Linked DNA regions of Homo sapiens: region 1 is linked to region 2. The links are chromatin loops, found by intact Hi-C in ENCODE. Cell type or tissue: mammary epithelial cell. All regions are shown on one strand.

Evidence for each region. Hi-C counts contacts between places; a loop is a spot of excess contacts. Peaks named below come from ENCODE experiments on the same cell type or tissue, not always from the same donor. Only the 100,000 strongest peaks of a DNase experiment are listed, where the experiment ranks them.
Region 1: a loop joins it to region 2, with 7 times the contacts of the local background. A loop is called at or near these places in 11 of 110 quality-filtered maps.

Annotation. Positions count from the first base shown.
Region 1 is chr13:39,683,241-39,685,740 of GRCh38, reverse strand. The region is part of intron 8 of COG6 (component of oligomeric golgi complex 6); the gene reads right to left. Among named protein-coding and RNA genes, the nearest start is that of MIR4305, 20 kb to the right of the region's middle. In mammary epithelial cell, a CTCF peak has its summit at 1,016 (motif pointing left); no DNase peak of the experiment used is centred here.
Region 2 is chr13:40,067,896-40,070,395 of GRCh38, reverse strand. No RefSeq gene overlaps it. Among named protein-coding and RNA genes, the nearest start is that of LINC00332, 110 kb to the left of the region's middle. In mammary epithelial cell, a CTCF peak has its summit at 1,019 (motif pointing left); no DNase peak of the experiment used is centred here.

The sequences.
Region 1 (2,500 bases), 380 kb after region 2:
ATCCATTTAGTGTGAAGAATGCCTTCTTTTAAATGATCACCTGATTCTCTGAAATAATGAACTTATGACTGCTTATCACAGCATAAAATTCACAAACGTTTAACTTTTTAAGTATATATAGCTAATCCTCATTCCCAAGACCCTACTAACTATATTAAAAATAAACAGCATAATTTGTTTCTAGGACTGTCCACTGGGACGACAGCTGTAACAGAATCCAGTGAATCTTAAAATCCAGTGTATTTTAAATAGGGGGTAAATTACCAAGCCTGGCAAACACTGGAATTTCATCTGTTCAATACTATAAAATATCAATAAACATTAATATTAATGTCAATCCTCCTATAGAACAAATATAATTTAAAGCAAAAACAGCATAAGCCACGTGAACCTTCAATATCTTTAGACATGAAACATCCTTCCCAGAGACAGAAGAAAAAGTCTTTGACCAAAATCAGACATTCTTCCAACAATAATCAAAAATCAAAATGGAGCTTTTTCAGAGTGAATGTTCAAATTATGTAAATATTCTCAAATACCTCAAGTTAAAATTAAAAGTCTCATTTTAAAAATTGTGTTTAGCTACAGTTAAAGAAATTCTGGTCAAAAAGCAAATTAAAAGAAGAAAAATTTTTATCAAAAAGCAAATTAAAAGATAATAGTAAAGAAGTGCCTCTTTGAAACACAACAAATACATAAAGAAGGAAGAAAAATCAGCATTGTATGTATTACTACATTTTAAAATAACTTATATTCTAAAGGCTTACCAAAGAAAATAAATTATCAAATTTTTTCACTTCATTTATAATTGTACATGATTTATTATTAAAAGTCAATAATGCATTAGCATTCCAGTTATACACCACATAAGAAACACTGAGTATGGCAACTTTCCCCACGGATTTCAATAATTGACATTTTTCTTGTATATAATACTTACATTATTTGAGACACAATAATGGACAGTGAAACTTTTATACATTACTTATTAAGTTCATATAGTGCCATCTGGTGGTTAACATGATACATTATTAAGTTTTCCCTAAATGTAAGGAAACTACCACTTTGAAAATAATTACTTAATGAAAGGCCAATTTTCTCTTTTTTAGCATTCATCTTGTTCTAATCATCTGGTCTTAAAAACTTACTTTCCTACTCAACTTCTAAATGTGTCTTAAAATCTTCCAAATTGGCCAGGCGCGGTGGCTCACGCCTGTAATCCCAGCACTTTGGGAGGCCGAGGCGGGTGGATCACGAGGTCAGGAGATCGAGACCATCCTGGCTAACACGGTGAAACCCCGTCTCTACTAAAAAATACAAAAAATTAGCCGGGCGAGGTGGCGGGCGCCTGTAGTCCCAGCTACTCGGGAGGCTGAGGCAGGAGAATGGCGTGAACCCCAGGGGGCGGAGCCTGCAGTGAGCCGAGATTGCGTCACTGCACTCCAGCCTGGGCGACAGCTAGACTCCGTCTCAAAAAAAAAAAAAAAAAAAAAAAAATCTTCCAAATTGCCATTACTGCCCCCTGCTTCTTAGCATATGCCCTTCACAGATAAACCTTCTTTGCCTATTATAGTTCCATTCTTTATCTTTCAAGCTTTTTCCCAGATTGCCATGTAGCCCTCAGATACATCCCTCCTTAGTTGAAAACTTTCTAGTCATCTCCTCTCAAAATAAAAATAATATCTAAAATTTAGTGATGTACCAAGCATTACACTAAGTGCCTTAAGTGAACAATCTAACTTAATCTTCACATCAACCCTGTAAAATAGGCACTATTATTATCCTCATTTTACAGCTAAGGAAACAAGCTTATAAAGGTACACGGACTTCTCAAAGAAATTTGACTCAAGAACCCACCTTATAGCCATTTAATATTGCTCCTTTCCAAGTTTTGATAAAGAACTATAACTCAGTGAAAATTTATTTGCATGGCAGAAGTCAGCTGTTGAAAACAAACAAAGGTGCCCAAAACACAGAAAGGCTTTTTTTTTTTAATACATAAAAGATTAACCTTGTGAATAAATATTAATCTGTAGACAATGCAACAGCTGTTAAAATCAAACGCCAAATGTTTTAAGTGCTAAAAGACTCATAATTAATGTCAATATGTTAAAGTGAAAAAGTTGGGAAAGAAATTTTAAAGCAGGAATAAACTGTTAAGCTGCTGATCAATGGTAAACATTAACTTATCTTATGTATATGCACAACATTCAGGGCTATTATGATCCAGCTGTTGCTCCTAATTCAATAGCCAGTGCAAGCTTTTACAATTAATTTCCCAAAGGTGCATTATCTCTCAATGTATATCTTTGCATTACTGTTCCCTCAACCTGCAAACTGTTCTTCCTTTACTTCTAGGAAAATGCCTATTCAGCCTTCAGAACTCACTTTATACCTAATTCCTTAGGAAACTTTCACTGATGCTCATCTCTTTCCCCTACACCAGAATACTTGAGCCACACAGCATCTGGCACATGACTTCTAGACTATCAATTAGTGT
Region 2 (2,500 bases):
AACTTTGCCCCTGGCCTCAGAAAAAGTAGCTCATGGTATCTCCCAGTGTAGAGTCTGATCTGCTTAGGAAAGTAAGTTTGAACCTTCCTGAAGGCAGAGGTATGGACGAGATGACCCAGACCTCATCTAAAGCCAGGCAGCTTTGTGATTCCCTTCCAGGATTTTATGAAAGAAATAAAATTATTCACTTGGAATGTTTGCTACCAGAAATGTCAGAGAAGCTGTAAAGGGCCATTTATTTGGGACCTTCTAACCATGTGTTATGGTAGAAAATTTGAGAGAAGGAACAGGCCATTAGGAAAATTATTTTATTCACTTCAACTATTATTGTCTTGTTCTGATAATATTCTATTTGAAAACTTGCATTCATAGCACTCTTTCACATAAAATCGTGTTCTCTGGGTCCTTCCCACCTCATCATGCTTCTTTCTCTCACATGTATAGAGATTGTTTTTCATTTTGAACCCAGTTGCTTCCTCTTTGATGCTGTAGAAAATCACCCTTCTGGGCGTGTGGCATAATGACTTCCATGGCAATGGGCTGAAGTTACAGACAAGCCATTACGTGAGCACGACAGGCTGAGCAGAGAGACCAGAGCCAGTTCTTTTAAAACTGCTGTCCTTGATAATAGCAGGACAGAGGTAGAAAATTACTGGCATTATAAATTGCTTTTTCGATAAAGGTTTTGACTCTGTCTTTTAAAAAGCTGTGCCACACGGGGAAAATCTCTCTGCATTTTTAATTGTAGATAATTTTGTGTAAGAAAAACCTCCCCATGAAAATGGTCTAATGAAATGTGCTTCGTTTGACTTTGGCAAAGCTCCATGTCATTCTAAACGAGTGCATAAAAACAGACACAAACAATATTTGCTATTACCTAAAAGTGTAAGAGATAATTTACATCAAAAGCAAAAGAGGAGATTGAGAATTGGAGAGTGGTCCCTAAAGCAGAGCTCCCACTTCTACACGCACGCATAAAAGAGCAGGAATAAAGGAAGTGTGGTGTACTGCCACCCAGCGGTGAGTCAGGGAAGACTGAGGACTACCATGACCCCTCAGTGTCCAGAGCCCAACCTAGGTAGACAAAAACCAGGGCAAAAAGAAACAAGGCCCCAGTCCTGCTAAAGGAGAAGACATGTTCTAAAGTTTATGCTTTACTCAAAGAATGCCATCTCAGAATCTTGTTAATGCTTATCTTAGGCATAATTCTAACATGCATAACTTTCAAACCCATCAGGAGATCGAAACCATCCTGGCCAACATGGTGAAAACCGGTCTCTACTAAAAATACAAAAATTAGCTGGGCATGGTGGCGCGTGCCTGTAGTCCCAGCTACCCAGGAGGCTGAGGCAGGAGAATCGCTTGAATCCGGGAGGCGGAGGCTGTAGTGAGCCAAGATCACACCACTGCAGTCCAGCCTGGGCAACAGAGTGAGACTCCATCTAAAAAAAAAAAAAAAAAAAAAAAAAAAGAAGAAGCAAGTAAATAGAATGGAAAGAGGAAAGGAAGGCCTATTGCATGTAGGCTTCTCTGTGTAAGCAGTACGGTGCATCCCGTAGAGGACAATGGTGGACTCCTTAGAGTCAAGTGTCTCTGTGCCTTTTACTAGCTGGGGAACTTGCTCAAGTCATATCACCTCATTGTACTTCATTTTCCTCATCTGAAAAATTAGCATGATAATTGTACTACCTACCTCATAGAACTGTTTTTGAGGATTAAAGAAGAAATTCGTAGAAATAGGGCAGTTCCTGATACTTAGTATGCATTCAGTGTCAGCCATGAGCATTTTAGAAATATAGAAGCTCAAATCCATTAAGGACTAAATCCTGGTTGTTATTTAAATTATTCATTTGTTCATTCAATTCACATTTATTAAGCACATATTATGAGCCAGGTAATGAATAGCCGCTGTGTAAATAAATATCAATAAGCGACTGCCCTTCCCATCTAGGAACTCAGACATGCAAGCAAAATTTACATCAATGGTGGGAAGTGCTGGAGGAGCATTTACGTGGGAACACAGACCCTATCCCTGGAGAGGTCAGGATGGCTTCCTAGGGGTGACGTTCAAGGGGGTGCATGGGAGGTGAGGAGGGGGAGTGCATTCCAGAGGAGGATGCAACATGTTTAAACAAAGGCTCAGATGGAGGGAGAGCTGGTGATTTTGCTCCTCAGGGTGTAAGGGGTTCTGAGAGGGGAGTTGAGGCTGAAGAGGCAGGCGGGGCCAGTGCTGGAAGGCCCTTGCCTGTGCAGCTAAATCCTTAGGTTTGCTCCACGGTGTTCAAACTTCTTCAGCATTACATATATTTTTCCCCAACAAAATCTCATGGAAAACTCCAGCATATGAAAAAAAAATAAAAGCAGCATTTTGTTAACAGACATTTAGTTTGTAAGTTCAAATTTATGACGGTTACAGAATGAATCAATAAGATCAATAAAGAAGTATTAATTAATACAACATTTTGGGCATATGTGTGACAAACCCAACTTCCATTTTATA